Regions from separate parts of the Homo sapiens genome. Here region 2 is linked to region 1. Evidence: read pairs that join two places in POLR2A ChIA-PET (ENCODE). Cell type or tissue: Caco-2. All regions are shown on one strand. Links, peaks and the distances in the headings refer to the core of each region. The heading gives the core; the rest is flanking DNA.

Region 1 (5,276 bases), core at 705-4,704:
CAGGCAAATGTTTGAAATGTTGAAAAGGGGCCGGGCGCAGTGGCTCACTCCCAGCACTTTGGGAGGCCAAGGCGGGCAGATCACCTGTAGTCAGGAGTTTGAGACCACCCTGGCCAACATGGTGAAACCCCGTCTCTACTAAAAATACAAAAATTAGCCAGGCGTTGTAGCAGGCGCCTGTAATCCCAGCTACTAGGAAGGCTGAGGCAGGAGAATCACTTGAACCTGGGAGGCGGAGCTTGCAGTGAGCCGAGATTGCACCATTGCATTCCAGCCTGGGCCACAGAATGAGACTCTGTCTCAAGGAAAGAAAGAGAGAAAGAAAGAGAGAAAGAAAGAGAGAAAGAGAGAGAGAGAGCGGGCGAGAGAGAGAGAGAAGGAAGGAAGGAAGGAAGGAAGGAGAGAAAGAAAGAAAGAAAGGTTGAAAAGGAGGAACTGTTGTTGATAACAGAAAATGTAAACTGGTGAGCCTGACATCAAATCCTGGCCGACTTCCAGGGTGGAGGAGGACACAGATGGCCGGAGAGGACCAGGGTGGGTACCTAAGTCACCAGGAGCCCACATGGTTCTCTAAGAAGCAGTTGTGGTGGCTGAACGTTTGGGTCTCTACAGGGCCACCTGGCTGGGAAACACAGGGAAAAGCCAGGAACCCTGGATGTAAATGTTGCTACGGCATTTGAACATCACTCTTGGACATTCTTGTGCTCAGATAAAAAATCGGGGCTGACCGGCAGCCTAGCTTGCTGGAGGGGAGGTATAGCTGATTGAATACACAGACCAAAATGTGGGGTTGGCTTGAAAACTGTCAGGATGGGCCACGTGTGTTGATCCACGTGGGATTGCACAGACGCACCCTGTGGGTTCTTACTGTAAAACCCCTGCGTCTGGGAAATGCTTTGTCTTCGTGGCACAAACTGTTCCTCTGTTCCTTTTGTCTCCAAGTCCCCTGTTACTCCAGAAGTCCCTTCTCCCAAGCCTTTTCTTTTTTCTTTTCTTTTCTTTTCTTTCTTTCTTTTTTTTGAGACGGAGTCTCGCTCTGTCGCCCAGGCTGGAGTGCAACGGCACAATCTCAACTCACTGCAAACTCCGCCTCCTGTGTAGCTGGGATTACAGGCAACTGCCATCATGCCCAGCTAATTTTTGTATTTTTAGTAGAGGTGGGGTTTCACCATGTTGGTCAGGTTGGTCTCAAACTCCTGACCTGAAGTGATCCACCCGCCTCGGCCTCCCAAAGCGCTGGGATTACAGGCATGAGCCACCGCGCCCAGCCCTCCCAAGCCATTTCTCTGGATCCTGAAGCTAGAGAAGACCTCAGAGAATGGTCTGATGCTGCCCAGAAACCACAAAGGTGGAACATGGTGCATCCCTGTTTTACAGACAAGGGAGGGGACTGATTCTTAGGGAAGGGAAGTGACCTGTCCTATTAGAACCCAGGCGTCAGCTCTCCACCCATCTTCACTTGGTCAAAGTTGGAGGAAAGGGGGCCTTCAGCAGCACCAGGAGGGAATGATAACCAGGCTTCCCTGTCCAGCGCCCTCCCACCATCCCCGCAGCCATGGCCCAGTTGAGATCTTCCATACCTGGGACATGCAGTCAGTCATCACTGATCCAGCCATCTGTGTTGGGAGCCTACTGTGCATCTAGAACAGCCTACTGTTCTAGATGGCGAGGGAAGAGGGACGAACGCAACAGACACAGAGGTCCTTGCCACAGTGCTCCTAGCCCAGCTTGAGCAGCCAGTGCCCCGCCCTGCCTTCCCCTCATCCACGGCCTCTGTGGTCTCCTGGTTGCACACAGAGGGTCCTATTAACCTCCGGAGGCCAGGAGGTCTGTGAGTTTGGGCCTCATATTCAGGAAAGATCTACTTCAACTTTCAAGATTTTGTAGACCCAAACACGGGTCTACAAATGGCCGTTGCATGGTAGTTGTGTCAGAAGTGTTAGTTTGATCAATGTAAACTATTTAGAATGCAGAATGGCTTTGCTACCCCTATTTGATATTTCTTCACGCTTTCAATATAACCAAGCCTTATGCACCTGCTCCAGGTAAGCACCCTGTCCTGGCTGTGACTTAGTGGCCCCCTCGGGTTGGGGCAGCTTCCATGAGCTCATGCATTTTATTTTATTTATTTTTTCATTTTTATTTTTTGAGACTGTCGCCCAGGCTGGAGTGCAGTGGTATGATCTCGGCTCACTGACACGGCCGCCTCCTGGGTTCAAGTGATTTTCCTGCCTCAGCCTCCCGAGTAGCTGGGATTACAGGCACCTGCCACCACACCCGGCTAATTTTTTTCTATTTTTAGTAGAGATGGGGTTTCACCATTTTGGCCAGGCTGGTCTGGAACTCCTGACCTCAGGTCATCCACCCACCTTGGCCTCCCAAAGCGTTGGGATTACAGGCCTGAGCCACTGCGCCCGGCCAGAGCTCATGCATTTTAAAGGTGAGAAAGCCAAGGCATGTCTTCTCCCCCTCCCCCAGCTCAGCCCCCTCACAAAACATGCACAGGTGCACACAAGCATACATGCATGAACATTTGCCTATGCACACATGCTGACCGTGCACACACACATGCACATGCACACTGGACAACTGCACACACTCCCGCCCCAGACCCTGGCTGTGCCCTCCTGTGAGTCACAAGGTGACTCACAGGCACCTCCCTCCTCTCTGATCTTCAGGGTAGGGGAGAGACAGTAAAAGGGAGAGGGAGAAGAGATGTCTCAAAGCCAAACCTAAGAAAGTGACTTTGGGTCCAGCTGGGGCCTGAGGGACAATCAGGGTCAGGGCTGGGGATCCAGGGTGTCCTGCCTGTGCCAGCCCGGAAAACAAGGCACATCAGCACCAAGTCACCAAGGCCCTCCTTCTCTCACAAGCTCCCCTCCCTGTGGGCTCTTTCCCCGCCTGCTGGACCCAGGTTCCAGCTGGAGGGGAGGAAGCCACTAAGATGCAGTGGGGGAAAGTGATGCCCTCACAAACATAATACCACGACACCACACCCCGGGACACCCCCCAGTCACCACCCACAGCCTCCCAGTGGCTTCGTGGGGGATGTGGGTTGTTCAGACTGCAGCCAGCAATCACCAATAACCACCTGGCCCCAACACATCCCTGGCCTAGACACAAAGTCTTCAAATACCCAGGCCTTTTTTTTTTTTTCAGACAGAGTTTCGCTCTTGTTGCCCAGGCTGGAATGCAGTGGCGCGATCTTGGCTAACCGCAACTTCTGCCTCCCTGGTTCAAGCAATTCTCCTGCCTCAGCCTCCCGAGTAGCTGGATTACAGGCATGTGCCACCACACCTAGCTAATTTTGTATTTTTAGTAGAGATGGGGTTTCTCCATGTTGGTCAGGCTGGTCTCGAACTCCCGACCTAAGGTGATCTGCCCACCTCAGTCTCCCAAAGTGTTGGGATTACAGGCATGAGCCACCGCGCCCAACCTACGCTTTTTTTTTTTCAGCTTCAATCACCTGGGCTTGAGTGATCCTCCTGCCTCAGCCTCCCAAGTAGCTAGAATTACAGGAATGTACCACCACGCTCTTTTTTTTTTTTTTTTTTTTTCGGTTGTAGAGATGGGGTTTCTCCATGTTGCTCAGGCTTGTCTCAGACTCCTGGCCTCAAGCAATCCACCAGCCTTGGCCTCCCAAAGTGCTGGGACTGAAGGATGAGCCACTGTGCCCAACCTTCACCTGGTTCTTTACATGCAATCCCTGGGAAGGCTGTGTAGACAGAGTGGGAAGAGTCACTTGGCTTCACAGACGGAAGCCTGGAAGGGGCAAGGCAGGATTTGAAACCCAGGGAGGGGCTGGGGGTTCTGGAGCGCTAGCTTCCAGAGGGTGGAGGCCAGGTCACCGCTGATTTTGGTGGTCATGTTACCTGTACCCCACCCGGGCCATAACCTCCATGGAGTGAGCGGCAGGTGCGCTGGGAGAGCTGGGGGTCTGGGGTCAGGACTGCTGGGGGTGGGGCGACCTGGCCAAGTCAGCACCCCACCCCTGCCTCAGTTTCCCCATTTGAGGAATTTGCCATTGCTGACTCTTCTGAAGCTCTATTATACCAGGACTCAGAAAAGAAAATGAGGGTACCCTGAGGCTGTCTGCAGCTGGGCTGACTGATGGGGGGACCTCTAAGGATGCTTCCCCGCTGTTCCCCTGTTGCTGCCCCCAACTCAGCTGCCAGGGAAAGACGCCCAATATCCCCATTTCCTCAAAGCCCCCTCCTCATGGGAGTCCTCCTCTGGGCTGAACCCTGGACTCCATTCTCCTCTCCTGTCCTGGGGGGCTGGGAGGGAGGTGAATTGGGCCTGACCTGAGCCTCCTGGGGAGATGGGGCTTGGAGAGTAGGGTCAGCCCTGGGTCTAGAAGCTTCTCCCTAGCAGTGCCCAGCTGCTTCCCAGGCCATAGACAGGTGGCCTGGAGCAGGGCTGGGGCAGGCCTCAGGCGGCCCCCACACCCCTGCTTCCGCCTTGAATAGCAGAAACATTCCTACATCTGTCATGGGAAGACGGCCAGCTCCGCCTTCACCCAGGAAACCAAACATTCCCGCTGTGCCCAGCCTTCTTCCCACAAAGTATCAGGGCGTTCGGGGCACCCCACCCCACCCCATGGCCAAGGGGCAGGTGTGTGGGAGAAACCCCCAAGACCTGAGACCTCAGCTTCTGCTGCAGATGCCTGCTCCCTTCCTACACACACACACACACACACACACACACAATACTACCAGCAAAACACAGACATACTCACAGGTGCAAAAGCTCCCAGCCACACCCACAGACAGCTGTACACACACGAACACACACTGGCCACTCACCACAGACCCACAGAGAGGGGGTGCAAACATGCACACACAGTGTTGTTCCCTGCAGCTGAGCTCCCAGAGAACGGAGATCCTGACTCAGTAGTGCTGGTGCACAGTAGGTCTGCAGTGAGTGCCCTTCGGCACCTACCAGCTTTGAACCTCAGTGTGAGGGGTATATTCCTCCATCCACTCCGTTGCCCTCTTCCGCCGCTAGGCTGTGAGTTTCCATGGACAGGATCCTTGTCTGGGGCACAGCTGCATCCCCAGAACGAACACAAGACTTGGTACGTAGCAGGTACCATCCCACAGGATCATGGTCCTGCTGTCACTCCTCCAATCTCCCAAACCAGCTTCCAAGTCACTGCCTGATTCTTCAGGAGAGGAGAGGTGGTCTTGCCATCCTGCCAGAACCCAGGGCACCGAGCCCCTCCTCTCTCACGCACTCAAAGTCACCACTATCTGACCCCTCACCCCTGCACCCTC
Region 2 (4,638 bases), core at 639-4,638, 220 kb after region 1:
ATAACATCGCCTACAACAAGTTTGTTCCAGGAAAGAGTGTTTCATAATAATGACACTTGCTACTAGGCTTTTTAGTGGCTGGCAGAGTGCTCTCACACCACTGTTAGTTAATACTCGTATTCACCCAGTCAAATGGATGTTCTCCCCATCCTAGAGGTGTGCACCCAACAATTAGAGCAATCACAAGAGCACACACTTCCTAATGAGAAAGTTCCAGAAGGATTATCCTGAATACCTTGAAAGGCTCAGATTGCAAACTTGGCTGGCAGGCATTTCCTTCACCTGCTGGGCTGTTGACCACTGAATCTCCTGATTTTAGGCTCCAAGATTATGGCCCATGCCCCCCAGGCCGCACCTCGTTCCTTACCAGGTTCTTCCTACCCCCTCCCCCAGGAGATTGCTGCGATGATTGACACTGAGTTTGCCAAGCAGACCTCCCTGGACGCAGTGGCCCAGGCCGTCGTGGACCGGGTGAAGCGCATCCACAGCGACACCTTCGCCAGTGGTGGGGAGCGTGCCAGGTTCTGCCCCCGGCACGAGGACATGACCCTGCTAGTGAGGAACTTTGGCTACCCGCTGGGCGAAATGAGCCAGCCCACACCGAGCCCAGCCCCAGGTACGTGTGCTGTGCAGACAGGCAGTGCCTGGGGATGCCATCTGGGGGCCAGAGGTGGGTGCAGAGCCCCCGAGGCTGCTTGAAACGGAGATGGAGTCAGGAGGCCTGGCTCTGAGTGGCTCTAATTCAGGTTCTCTGATTTTTAGCCTCTCTGAGCTGAGTGTTGATTTTTGCTCTTTTGTCTGTAAAATGAGGTTAATACCACCTGCCCCGGCAACCTCCCAGAACCTGAGTGCCCCAGCAAGCAATTCACAGAGCCCTGAAGCCACATAATAGAGATGATGGCCACCACTGATTGAGTGCCTCCCTTGTGCCAGGCACACAGCCTGCCTTATTCCCTTCAGTCCTCATGGGCAACCCTAAAGACAGGTGGTACCCCTGTTTTCCAGAGAGGGAAACTGAGGCTGAAGAATGAAGGGACCTGGAAGAGATTAGGCATGTGGACAGATGGTCAGGCCCCAAGGCCTGTCTGTCCCTGGGCTGCACTGGAGCAGGGCAGGGAGAAGGACGTTTTGCTTTTTACCTATGTCATTCTTCAACCAAGTTCTCAGGAAAAGAGGTGGCTGCTCTTTCCCGTGCTCCCCCCAGTGCTGCTCAGCACTAAGACCTTCGGTTCCTGAGGGCTGCATTTCTTTTTCTTTGCTTTAAACAAGCAAATCTTAGATAAAGCTCAGGCATCCACAGACAGATTTGTTCTCCCATGGACACCAGGGTTATTGGAGTTTCTCTGGCCTGTTTTTATTGCAACCATATTTTTATTGGGTCAGCCTCAACTGGGAGCAAACTTATCCTCTGAATTAAAGCATCCATGGGAAGCCAGGCAGTAACCCTTTCCTTGAGGCAACTCGAGCACCAGCAGGATTTACTGCTATAAGGAGTTCTCAGCCCGGCCTGGAAGAGTCTCTGACAAGGGACACTCCTCCTGAGCTGTCCCAAGGGGCAGGGGGCCCCACTGGGCTTGGGGAGCCAGGCATGGCCGCCACCCACACTCAGCCCTCAGGCACCACCCCATCAGGCCATGGAGCAGCTATGCCCCTGCTACCCTGGGTTTCTCCTCAGCTGCTGCCTGAGGCCCCCACTCTCTTCCTCCCAAAGCTGCAGGAGGACGAGTGTACCCTGTGTCTGTGCCATACTCCAGCGCCCAGAGCACCAGCAAGACCAGCGTGACCCTCTCCCTTGTCATGCCCTCCCAGGGCCAGATGGTCAACGGGGCTCACAGTGCTTCCACCCTGGACGAAGCCACCCCCACCCTCACCAAGTAAGTCCCTTCCCCACTGAGCCACCCCCAGCCCTGTCACCCCCGTGTGTGTCCTGTGGCACCAGGACAGAAATGGCCATGGGGCCAAGGCTTGTGGATGAGATGCCCTGGGGTCTGGAATTCCCCAGCTCCGTGCCTGGTGAGGGAGGTCTCCCTAGAAACTGAGGCAGGTGCGATTTTTGGTCAGGTGGCTGATGGTCCCAGCCTACTTCTCGTATTTTCTTGTGGGCCCATCTGCTGGTTTCATTCAGTGGAAGGTTTCCTTTCATTCCTCACCTCGGTGTGATGTGGGGTGGCTTCCTGTGGTGTCCTTGCTTGAGGACATTGTCTGGCCTGTACTGGCTTGTCAGAGCCCATGCTTTCTGGCTAATGTGCTTGATTTTAGCTTTGAAGTGAGTTCTCTGGTTTTGGGGCAGGGGGCGAGGTAGAGGCAACAGCCTGAGGGGGATGCGGCCAGGCCCCCTCCAGCCGCAGACCTGCCTGACAGGTCTGGAGTACACCCCACCCCCTTCACTTCCTTAGAATGTGCACTCCCCACACCAGGGGACCCAGATCTGGTTTCCACATTCCAGCCCTGCATGGAATGATAGAGATGCCACACCCAGCCCACTCTGAGGATGGAGTGCGCAGGATGTGGCCAATTAGAAAGGCCCTGGAGGGGGGTGGGCGGCCTGCATGCCTCTGCCCCATCAGGGGGCCTTCCTTTCCCTCTGCCTCTGGGTTGTGGATGCTGCGACTGCTGCCACGGGGCTAGAAAGGCCTGCCAGGCCGAGCAAGCTCCTTGGGCATCCTGAGTGCAGTAGGGGTGGCCTCTCCAGCACCCCTGCCGGGCTGCCTGGAGGAGTCCTCCAGCTGTGTCCACAAAGCAGAGTGTGAGCGCTGTGGCCCTAGACAAGGCAGGACAACCCACTCTCCTCCCCTGCCTGTGTTCCTCACTCCTTTCAGCGTCTGAGCCATAGTTGGTCCCACCATGGGCTGGCCCTGTGCTGGTGCTGGGCAGCGCTAACAGGCAGTTCCAGCTGTGATAGAAGGTGGGTGCCCGTCCCCACCCAGCTGATGAGAAGAGATTGAAGGGGAGGGGGGCGAAGGAAGGTTTTCTAGAAGAAGACACCTTGCCCGCCCTGCTGAGTAGGTCCTGGGTTGGGACGGGTTTAGAGAGATGGTAATGGACAGTCGGTGGTTCAGCTTCACCCGAGGAACTTCCTGTGATGACGGGAGTGCTCGCGTGGGTGCTGTCCTGTCACGGCGTCTCTAGCCACTTGTGGCTATTAGACGCTTGAACTGAGTGTTCCATTTTCTTTCCATTTTTTTGAGACGGAGTTTCACTCTTGTTGCCCAGGCTGGAGTGCAATGGCAAAATCTTGGCCCACTGCAACCTCTGCCTCCCAGGTTCAACCAATTCTCCTGCCTCAACCTCCCGAGCAGCTGGGATTACAGGCACACGCCACCATGCCTGGGTAAATTTTTTTTGTATTTTTAGTAGAGATGGGGTTTCACCGTGTTGGCCAGGCTGATCTCGAACTCCTGACCTCAGGTGATCCACCCGTCTTGGCCTCCCAAAGTGCTGGGATTACAGGCATGAGCCACCGCGCCCAGCCCCATTTTCTTTACCTTTAGTTCATTTAAGTAGCCACATGCATCTGGTGCTTTAAAATTTGACTTTTTATCTGTTCCTAAGATCATCTGGCTGGGCCAGCTCCTATGGTCACCTCTGCCAGAAAGGCCTGTGGCCCAAGAGGCTGGTAGAGGCAGGGGCCATTCTGTCCCCACTCTGCCCCAGGCCCCTTGACCCGGCTGCTTCTGATTGACTCCCTCCCCTGTTGTCCTGCAGCCAAAGCCCGACCTTAACCCTGCAGTCCACCAACACGCACACGCAGAGCAGCAGCTCCAGCTCTGACGGAGGCCTCTTCCGCTCCCGGCCCGCCCACTCGCTCCCGCCTGGCGAGGACGGTCGTGTTGAGCCCTATGTGGACTTTGCTGAGTTTTACCGCCTCTGGAGCGTGGACCATGGCGAGCAGAGCGTGGTGACAGCACCGTAGGGCAGCCGGAGAATGCAGCCCAAGCAGGGCCTGGCATGGGGCAGGACAGGGTCCAGCCTTTTCCTAACATCTGCCTGTGCCACAACGGCCAGCAGGTGCCCCATCCTCTGCCCACAGCAGACTCTGTCCCATGGCTCTCCGGGCAGTAGAGTGTGTGAGTGCAGACTGGACCTGTGGTTCATACCTTGTCACCACCCGGGAAGCTGAAGGCCACTTCCTCCCAGATGGCCTCAGCCAGGACCATCGCCCTTTCTCAGAGCAGAGGGCCAGGTATAGAAACCGCAGTGGGCCTGCAAGCCGCCCGAGCCTCCCCAGCAGCCTCCTACAGAGCAGGAAGAGGCGCCCTGTGAACCCTGAGTGTTGCAGGCCCAGCAGACCCTGCTGTCCCAAGCCCACCCCTCCTCCCACCATCACCTCCCTCACCTCGGGACAGTAGCCCTCCACTTCTCCAGCCTCTCAGCCCTGTGCTCCTGCATCCAGAGTGGAACCCAGGCTGGTGTCCGCATCTGTCCCTGGGCCCCACCCCTGGACCTGCCTTGGTTGTGTCATCTGTTGTAAACGTTCAGGAGGACCAGGGCAGCATCTGGGGCCTGGGATGGCCACAGAAGGGGCAGGCCAGGTGGAAAGGAGCCAGGGGGAAGTGGTCTAAGAGACCTGGAACTGCCAGAGGATGGCGGCCTGGGCTTCCCCAGAGCCAGGCGTGCGGGAGAGGTGAGGACTGGCCC

The links. Peaks named below come from ENCODE experiments on the same cell type or tissue, not always from the same donor. Only the 100,000 strongest peaks of a DNase experiment are listed, where the experiment ranks them.
Region 2: POLR2A ChIA-PET joins it to region 1 with 7 read pairs; 2 of 35 experiments call an interaction of 5 or more read pairs at or near these places.

Annotation. Positions count from the first base shown.
Region 1 is chr22:39,202,843-39,208,118 of GRCh38, forward strand. No RefSeq gene overlaps it. Among named protein-coding and RNA genes, the nearest start is that of PDGFB, 40 kb to the right of the region's middle. RefSeq lists enhancers at 2,153-3,092, 3,065-3,114. In Caco-2, for the core only: no CTCF peak of the experiment used is centred there; a DNase peak (open chromatin) is centred at 2,639.
Region 2 is chr22:39,426,310-39,430,947 of GRCh38, forward strand. It overlaps TAB1 (TGF-beta activated kinase 1 (MAP3K7) binding protein 1), which reads left to right. Exons shown (of 11, transcript NM_006116.3): 9 at 394-616; 10 at 1,712-1,874; 11 at 3,706-4,638. The coding sequence ends at 3,913. Among named protein-coding and RNA genes, the nearest start is that of MGAT3, 28 kb to the right of the region's middle. RefSeq lists an enhancer at 2,571-3,213. In Caco-2, for the core only: no CTCF peak of the experiment used is centred there; a DNase peak (open chromatin) is centred at 2,422.